Regions from separate parts of the Homo sapiens genome. Here region 2 is linked to region 1. The links are chromatin loops, found by intact Hi-C in ENCODE. Cell type or tissue: natural killer cell. All regions are shown on one strand. Region 1 overlaps AUTS2 (activator of transcription and developmental regulator AUTS2). Region 2 overlaps AUTS2 (activator of transcription and developmental regulator AUTS2).

Region 1 (5,000 bases):
AAAGAACCCCTAGGCTGAACCATTTTGAAGGAAAAAAAAAAAAACAAAACCCAAAACCCATCGGCAATGTGAATAACCACCCCTTGATTTGTTTCTCATCTAAATTCAAATTTTTTTGGTGATCATATCCAATAAAAACAAGTCCCACTTGGAAATGTTGAATGTGGTATGACTGCCAGCATCCATCACACTGTGGGTGGGGATGTTGGGAAAGGGGACTGGTTGGGGACAGGTTGCCCTACACTCTGAAGAGAAAGACTCTCATACACAAACAAGGCACAAAAGGGCTCGCTTAGCAGTTTACAACTCATGCAAAAGCACCTGGCCTTCACACTGGAAGTAATGAATCATAGATCTCTTTAACAGAAGGGAACTAAGATGGTCTCCTGCCCTCAGGGAAAGAAGATAATGTATCCACTTGACAAATGACCTAATAAGGAAGAATCAAAAAGGAAGTAGCCTAGTTCCTTTCCAAATTCTACCCAGGTTTACTGCCACAACTGACCTCTTAATTCAAAACAACAGAGTTCATGTAACTCTTTGCTAACAGAGTAAGGTGAGGTAAGTCTAAATTTTATTAAATGTTAACAACTAGCTATTTTACAGATTCCAACCAAGAGCTTAGAAACATGCGTAACATGAGAGAGAAGCACTATAATTTAGAAATGTCATAATGGGGATAAATGTCACGGTAGAATGATGAAACTAGCTAAGGATATCAAATTGCAACTTGTGAAAAACAATGTACGTTGGGATAAATATGTGTCTTATTTCTTCCTTTTTTTTTTTTTTTGAGACGGAGTCTCGCTCTGTCACCTGGGCTGGAGTGCAGTGGCGTGATCTTGGCTCACTGCAACCTCTGCCTCCTGGGTTCAAGCGATTCTCCTGCCTCAGCCTCCTGAGTAGCTGGGACTACAGGCGTGTGCCACGATGTCCAGATAATTTTTGTATTTTTAGTAGAGACAGGGTTTCATCACGTTGGTTGGCCAGGATGTTCTTGATCTCTTGACCTCGTGATCCGCCCTCCTTGGCCTCCCAAAGTGCTGGGATTACAGGCATGAGCCACTGTGCCCTGCCAAATATGTGTCTTATTTCTATAGAAGGTACATCAGTAATGATCAGAAAAAAACAACAATAAGAATATTTCAAATGAAAAGTAAAAATGTTTTCTCTATATAAAAGGAAGGTTTGTGAGAGAAATTAGGGAAGAAACAACTCGGCTGGGCACAGTGGCTCACGCCTGTAATCCCAGCGCTTTGGGAGGCCGAGGTGGGTGGATCACCTGAGGTCAGGAGTTTGAGACCAGCCTGGCTAACATGGCAAAATCCCATCTCTACTAAAATAAGAAAAATTAGCTGGGCATGGTGGCGGGAGCCTGTAATCTCAGCTACTCGGGAGGCTGAGGTGGGAGAATTGCTTGAACCCGGGAGGCAGAGGTTCCAGTGACCTGAGATCACGCCATTGCAGTCCAGCCTGGGCAACAAGAGTGAAACTCCGTCTCCGGGGGAGCAAAAAAAAAAAAAAGAAGAAATAACCCTTAAATTCCACCCACAAGCCTGCCCCAAGTTAAGTTCACCAAATAAATAGTTAATCCATTGTGAAGTTTCTTTTGCCAAACCATGATATTAAAAGTTATTAAGTATCTCATGTCTATATAGTACTTAGCAGAGTACTACCATAAGTATCTTTTATTATTTATGTTACAGTAACATTTTTTCAACCTATTATTATTAGGAAAGCTACCAACAGTCAAGGGATAATGCCATTTGGAAACATAATGACCTATTTGCTTTATTTATTGTGGTCATGTTGCCCCATTCTCTTCCTCTCTCTTAAAATTTTAATAGGAAGCTTTAATTAACTTAATATTTTAATACAAACCTAGCACCTCTTATTCCCTCCTTGAGAGGAAAATTAAAATACTAACCTGTTAAAACTTAAGGAAAGAAAACACCAGAATCAGGAATGCGGCTGTTTTCCTCTTGGGGACTGAGGAACTACCATTTACTGAGCACCTTCCATGTATGCCAGGCAGGCTACTAGGGACTTCACAGACATGATTTCACTTTGCATCACACCATTTCCAGAAAGTACTGTCTCCATTTCGCACATAAACAAGAATCTATTATTTCCAATATCAAACTCCTCTCAACACGAACCAGAATGAACCCTTGAGAGGTCACCTAGTTTGACCATCTGTCTCTAATTAAGTGCTAGAGCCAGATAAAATTCAGAAAGAACCTACAGATTTATCCCAGTCCTCATTTTACCGCTGAAAATAAATAAGGCATAGAGATACCAAGAGACAGGCCTAGGGTCACAGGGTTTGTTAAGAGAACTCCAGAGAAACAGAAAAAGCTGGTTTCCTGCCATTCCTGTTCTGCTTCCTTCACTGGACCAGGCAGGCTCCACCTGGATGCAGGAAGGAAGAAATACCTACCTCAGTCAGGGAGGCTGGGGAATGCAGCAGAGGGAGCAGAGAGGTGGGTGCTGCCTTAGCCCCACCGCTGCCTTCTGGGAGACAAACAACATACCTGCATGGCCTAGCACGATTTAAAGAGGTCAGAGTATAGAGTCAAAGACACCTTCCATGCCGGAAGTTTTGCAATGCTACTTCTTAAACCATTCTTTTCTGCTCATCTATATAGTAAGATATTGTAATATTATACTTCCTAGGGTTGACATAAAAGATTACATAAGCTGTATCTGTAAAATGTGCATTACAAAGTAAGTGTTGAATTAACAGTAACTGTTAGTACAATTTCTCACCTCTTTTCTGCAGTAAGTCTTAACATCCCCCTCCCTTGATCAGTGGTTTAGATTAGTCTTTCTCGCTTACAACACAGATTGCCAGCCCCGCCCACAGGACTTCTGGGGTAGAGTCTAACAATCTGCATTTCTAATAAATTCCCAAGTAAAGCTGAGGCTGCTATACTTTTGCTTTGACAGCTTTCTCCTCTATTTTAAAATCTCCCCATTCTGAGAAGCACAGCTTCCTGTTCACTTAGTTGCCCTTATACAATGTTCTTCTCTTTATCTAGCATTTCTTTAAGTGAAATTTAAAGCTGTTCAGCTCAAATGAAAGAGATGAAGCATACCAAAGAAAGAGTGTACAAAAACTTTTTAAAAAATTTAACCCTTTGTTCAATGTTATTAAAACCTATGGTCCCTAAATGTCAAAAAGGATGGTTTTATGCTGTGTAGAATTTTACTTTTATATAGGAAATGACCTTGAATATCAGAACAGAAGACACTGTACTGAAATGCTTTTCTTTCTCATTATAAGAAAATCTAATTAACTTGCACCACCTGTAGAAAAAATTTAGTCTAAAGTGGTGAACAATTAAACTGTAAAAAGTACTGTTTAATAAATGTCAACTTGTTAATTTTAAGTCAATTATTTGGAACTAGGCAAGGTCAAGCAGCTATTTGGAACTAAGCGAGCTTGACTAGCTGCTTAAATAAATGAGTGACATTACTTATCACTTCCTACCTCAAAAATCTGCCATGGGTTCCTATGGCCTCACTAAGGAAGCCTATCTTCTTTAGCCTAGCATCGAAGGCATCGAAAACATAACACCGTGTTCCTACATTTACCATGAACTCCAATCAAACAGAAAATCACATACTGTGCCAGCCACAGTACGATGTACCTCCTCCAATCTATGTGTCCAAATCAGCGCATCCTTTAAGGCCCTACTCAGATGGCACCTCTTTCATACAGAATTTCCAGATCCTCGATTCTCATATGACTCTTGCAATAGCTCTGTAATATTGATAAATCTGAAATTTAAAAAAAGTAACCAATGTGAATGTTAAGATCTCCACACAGAAATCTGCGCATAAATGTTTACAGTAGCTTTTTCCCATAATTGACAAAACTTGGAAGCAACCAAGATTAGGTGAATGGAAAAATAAACTGTGGAACATCCAGGCAATGTACTACTCAGTGCTAAGAAGAAATGAGCTATTAAGCCATTAAAAGACACGGAGGACCTTAAATGTATAATAACTAAGTGAAAGAAGCCAATCTGAAAGGCTACATATATATAGTATGATTCCAACTGTATGACATTCTTGCGAAGGCGAAACTATGGAAAAAGTAAAAAGATCAGGGTTTTGGTAGGGGGATGAATAGGTAGAGCACAAAGGATTTTTAGGGCAATGAAACTATTTTGTGTGATACCATAATGGTGAGTACATGCCGTTTTATATTTGTGAAAGCTCACAGAATGTACAAATCCAAAAGTTAACTCTAATGTAAACTATGTAAGATGGGTGATTATGTTTTGCCAATACCAGTTAATCAACTGTAGCAACTGTACCATACTGGTGCAGTCTTGAAGCTTATAGTCAGGGATGCTAGGGTGAGGGGTATGGTGGGGGTAGGGAGGATTCTGCACTTTTTGCTCAGTTTTGCTGTTAAACCTAAAACTGCTCTAAAAAATGAAGTGTATGTGTGTGTGTAAATATTTTATGTAAAAATCTTCTACATAAAACGGGATACACTTTTCTGATTTCATTCAGATAAGTCTCTAATAATATCACCATCATAACTGAATCCTCCATAAACTAATTATCCTTAATAAGGAAAGACATGAAGTATGACATAAGATTTTGTGATTCAAGTTAGTTTAAAAAGAAAAAGATGCTGTGATTCTAGTTAGTTAAAAAAAAAAAAAACCTACATGTAGCAATAGATAAATCCAGGTATGTTTCTTCCTGAAAAACAAATTACCAATTTTTTCTCCTCTGCTTCAAAAGTTTTTAAAGAGATTGTAAGAATTTTTTAAGCTCCTTTCCAATCATCATAGAAATTGACTACAAATGCCTCTTGGAATTGAAATAATGCTATGCGTAGCGGGGGGGTACATGGAAACCTAACTTTCCCATTTCATACTTTCCAGGGAAATTTACCTTAGAATCAAGTTACTATTTTTTATGAGGCCTCAATGCTACTCAACCGATAAAAGGAGGCCATGAATTGTTTCCAAAACTCC
Region 2 (5,000 bases), 590 kb before region 1:
GAGCACCAGAGAGGGGGCAGGCTATGAAGCCACATTACCTGGGTCCAGCTTTACCATTTACTAACTCTAGGGCACTGGGTACCTTATTTAACTTCTTTGTATGTCATGATCCTTATCTATATAGCGGAAATAATGAGAAGACAATAATCCCATCTCATAATAGCTTTTGTGAGGATGAAATAAGTTAAGACATGTAAAGTGCTTAGAACTTTATCTCAAACAGCAAGTGCTCAATAACTGTAGTTGATCATTACTCATATCAGCAAGTGCTCATAACTGTAATGTTGATCATTACTATCAACATTATCTTCATCCCATTCGGACTTCCTCCTCCTTCCTCTCTGTCCATTGAAATCATTCTCTTGGGCCTCAGCCATGCCCTCAACGTGATCCTTTCTTCCCCTGATTTGAACTCTGGTCATCAATCAATTAGTTGGCACTATTAATTTATGTCTAACTGTCATGGGTACAGGAACAGTTTTTTCATCTAGCCTGGAAACTTCTTGAGACAAGGGTGTAGATGTGTTTGCTTTGCGTGTAAAATGAATCTGATAAAATTGACAGTTAATGGTCACAGAAGTTCACTGGAGATATGTAGAGGTAAATGTATGTACTTCTCAATTTTAAACAACATTCTTGGTAGCAATCAACGAGATACTAGTTTCAAGTGAAATGCACAATTGTTGTATGTCTGACTTCACACATTTGAAAGTAAAAATAATTCCAGGAAGAAAGCTGAGTGGGGATGAGAGTCACAGTAAGAGAAAAGAGATTCTAGTTCTAGATCTGCTCTTGACCAGCTCACATTCTTTGACATTCAGAGAGATTAAACCACATGCCTGATTCCTAAGTGCTAAGTCAGAATCAGTGACTTTAAGGTCCCAGACAGACCCTGTTGGTTGCCCAGGCAAGAGCCCTCAAGTTCACTGAACCCAGGTTTTGTTCAGGTACTGCATGGCGCCATGCTGTGGGCAGGTGGTCTTCCCCTGTTACAGGAGGCTCAGGCCACCCTTGGCAATCCCATTATTCTTGGACGGTGACTGTTTTAGGAGACGGTATGTAACCCAGTTCTGGCCAGTGAAACCTGAGGGGAAGTTTGCTATGGGGTCTCTAGAAAAGAATTTCCTCCTGATAAAAAGAGGTACGTGAGGAAGAACACCTTTCCTTCCTGTCTGTGAGTGTGGCTTCCTGAGGAAATAGTGTCTGATAACTATGGCGGCCATCTTGAAATCATGAGGAGAAAGCTAAGAGAATGGCAGAGAAGCCAATCCGTGCCCCAAAATACTTAACCAGTCCCATTTAGAAACACTACTCACACCCGCCCCCCTGCCATGGTTGAAGCCATTTTGTTCTGTTACTTGTGGCTGGAATGTCTTGGCTGTCCACATTCTAAGAACCCAAGCACCACATGATTGAGGCCCATTGTTAAGCTACAAGGAAATGTGGCACACAGATCATCTCTGCTGACCTACAAAATCACCACTGGGGCCGGGTGCGGTGGCTCACGCCTATAATCCCAGCACTTTGGACACCGAGGCGGGTGAATCACGAGGTCCAGAATTCAAGACCAGCCTGGCCAACATGGTGAAGGCCCATCTCTACTAAAAATACAAAAAATTAGCTGGGCATGGTGGTGGGCACCTGTAATCCTGGCTGCTTGGGAGGCTGAGGCAAGAAAATCGTTTGAACCCAGGAGGCAGAGGCTGCAGCAAGCCAAGATCGCACTACTGCACTCCAGCCCGGGTGACAGTGCGAGACTCCGTCTCAAAAAATAAATAAATAAATAAATAAATAAATAAATAAATAAATAAAATAAATCACCACTGGGACACTCTGAGATTAAATCCTGACCCCCATGTCCCACCACTTATGTTTCTATTAACCATTGTTTATTCATCTTACTTTTTTATTTTTTTTGAGACAGGGTCTCACTCTGCCAGGCCAGAGTGCAGGGGCATGATCTTGGCTCATTGCCACCTCCACCTCCTGCGGTCCAGTAATCCTTCCACCTCAAACACCCAAGTAGCTGAGACCACAGACATGCTCCATGGGGTTTCGTGATGTTGCCCAGGCTGGTCTCAAACTTCTAATCTAAAGGTCTCAAACTTCTAATCTAAAGGTCTCAAACTTCTGAGCTAAAGCAATCCACCTGCCTCAGCCTCCAAAGTGCTGGGATTACAGGCATGAGCCACCATATCCAGCCTATTCTTCTTATTTTGACATGTCAGCTTCTTTCCGTAAGCTGAGGTTGACATATATAATCAGAGACTTAGGTCAATAGGAAAAGGCATTCCCTAATTTCAAAACAGATCTAAACTCTCTAATTTCCTCAAAAGAGATCTCCTAATCTTTCATCTACTGGGATTATTTTAATAAACTCATTTTAGCACCCTGTTACTATGAACTCTTAACAAAGGTTCCTTCCAGGGCTGGGCGCGGTGGCTCATATCTGTAATCTCAGCATTTTAGGAGGCCAAGGCAGGCAGATCATTTGAGGTAAGGAGTTCGAGACCAGCTTGGCCAACATGGTGAAGCCCTGTCTCTACCAAAAATTTAAAAAAAAATTAGCTGAGCGTGGTAGTGCATGCCTGCAATCCCAGCTACTTGGGAGGCTGAGACAGGAGAATTGCTTGAAAGGGGGAGGCGGAGGTCGCAGTGAGCCAAGATTACGCCACTGCACTCCAGCCTGGGTGACAAAGTGAGACTGTCTCAAAAAACAAAACGAAACAAAACAAAAAACCAAAAACCAAAACAAATTCTGTTTTGTTTTTATATCGTGTTTCTACATCTAAACATGCTACTAGGTTGTGCTTCATGATATGAATGTATAAATTCAAGATCATGAAACTCTCATTGGTGCAGACATATACAACACAGAACTGCAAACTCACCACAGATGCTCCCACGCCTGTCCCTGAAAGCACCATGGCAAGCCTCAGCCCATTCCTCTCCCTCGTGCTGCAGATGAGAAAGCTGAAGTCCAGAGGCGTGAAAGGTGTTGGTGAAGGTGACTCAGTGAGCTGACGGCATCACAGAATGCAGGAAACTGTGGTAGTCTGGTGGTGGAGGGGGGCGGAGTACTATGACACTAGCTGTAACCACAGCAGCTCACATTCATCCTGGGCCTAGGACAGCACAGGAACAATTCTAGACTCTTCATGTGTTTTAGTTCATGGAACCCTCACCAGAACCCTGAAGAGGTAAGTACTATCATTATTCCCATGTTATAAATGAGAAACCGAGGCAAAGAAAGGTTCGGTACCTGCCCAAGGCTAAGCAATGCTGAGTGTACATGCCGTCATCACTCAGCTATTTCCAGTCTCCTACCACTACATCAGGCCATGGGGTGACATTTCCTGAATGGATACTCTTGGTAGGTCAGTGGCTTAAACTGAGATGAAACTAATCAGTACAATGGACTTCTTAGATCTACAATCCTGTCTTTAGCCAGAGCACACTGGATGGTCTGAGTTCCAAAGAAAGGCCACTGTTTCATTCCAAAATGTGCGCATGCAGTCCTTGTACCACGTATGCCACCTGCCTCCCTGGCATGCTAGCTTCAGGGAATAGGGAGGCTGAGAGAGGGTGGTGGGCAGAAGAGGGGTTGAGAGACAGGTATGATACCCAGTTGGCAGTCTCCTCTGGTTACCAAAGTGCAAGTCCCAGAAAACACATCACACAGGAGACGAGCCAGGGTGTGACCCAGGATGCCTTGTCTCAGTTTGTGGGGAGATTAAGGGAGAAGGCATTATAAAGGCCAGCATCATTTTCAAGAAACCATCACTTTATTTCTTGCTTAAAAGCAGAGCTGGCCAAGTTAAGATAGCTGTTTTTTCTGGATTATATTGTGTTTCAAAGCAAACCACTCCTCACAGGGACTCAGGCTACAAAGCACAGAGAGCTGGAATGGCCTTTACCGGTCATCTTGTCCAGGCACATTCAGGGCTTGCAGAGCGAAGTGGGCTGAGGCCTAGAGAAGTTCAGTGCTCATCCCAGCTCCCACGGCCCCCAGAGCCGTCCAGCGTTTCTCACTGTGTCTAGTGTTTTTCGCTGTGTGGATAAGAATGAGAGGAAAAACTCTCCATCCTGGAGTAGAGGGGAAACGTGGAATGGGCACAGATTTGAGTTTGGGCTCCTTTATATCAGCTCAGGGGGACCAGAACGCATTCTCCAACATGGAACACAAGTCAACAGTGAGCGGATCCAATCAGCTGCTGAACAAAACAAACTTCTCTCCTGGGTCTTGTCTGACTTCTGCTGGGAGAATGTCCAAGACTGAGCAATGCTGGGCTAAAGACCTTGCAGCTCAGCCCAGACACAGAGGTGGCAGGATCAGCCCTGAGTTTGAAACTGCTCAGCCAGCCTGGAATGATGAGCAGCAAGGCCAGAGCAGAACAGCATCCAAAATGGGCAAAGGTAGGGAACTGGCAAGGCCCTCCTCTGATCAGATTGTTCAACAGCCTCTGAGCTGGCTGGCCCGGTCCTGGCCCCAGCTTCTGGGCCAGCCCTGCTGCCCTGAGCCAGGGCCCTCGCACTAGAGCGGGCCTTGAGCAGCCGCCTTGCATGGCCTAGATCTCCTGGCACTGCATCGGAGTCAATCTTGCCTACAGCTGTCAGCGGCACAGTCTGTTCGATGCCGCACAAATGGCAATGATTCAGTCATTCCGGGGATGCTTCCAGGGCAGTGTTCTTGGGCATAAAGAAAAAGAGAATCCCCTTGGGGGGCCAGAGGCGGTGGGCTCCCCTCCAGCGGGCTGGCTCATCCCCATCTAAACACCATCAAAAGCCTGCCAGGGTGTTTTTGTTGCAACCTGGCAGTTGAATGGCCTCTGACATTTGACTTGGGACCGTCCAGGTGACCTATTAAGTGAGATGCACGCTTGACGGCTGACCTTAGTGGATGTGACGGCAAGCTCACTGCTGCTCTAAATAATAAAAATTCTTCCTGACATGACGGAGGCAGAGAGGGAAATGGCCCCTCTGGTGAAACCCCATGGACT

What was found. A loop is a pair of places that touch in the nucleus more often than their neighbours do. Peaks named below come from ENCODE experiments on the same cell type or tissue, not always from the same donor. Only the 100,000 strongest peaks of a DNase experiment are listed, where the experiment ranks them.
Region 2: a loop joins it to region 1, with 13 times the contacts of the local background. A loop is called at or near these places in 1 of 110 quality-filtered maps.

The regions. Positions count from the first base shown.
Region 1 is chr7:70,058,306-70,063,305 of GRCh38, reverse strand. All of the region lies in intron 2 of AUTS2 (activator of transcription and developmental regulator AUTS2), which reads right to left. Among named protein-coding and RNA genes, the nearest start is that of AUTS2, 460 kb to the right of the region's middle. In natural killer cell, no CTCF peak of the experiment used is centred here; a DNase peak (open chromatin) is centred at 2,845.
Region 2 is chr7:70,646,313-70,651,312 of GRCh38, reverse strand. All of the region lies in intron 5 of AUTS2 (activator of transcription and developmental regulator AUTS2), which reads right to left. Among named protein-coding and RNA genes, the nearest start is that of GALNT17, 480 kb to the left of the region's middle. RefSeq lists enhancers at 2,808-2,857, 4,081-4,580. In natural killer cell, no CTCF peak of the experiment used is centred here; a DNase peak (open chromatin) is centred at 3,012; H3K27ac peaks cover 1,755 bases.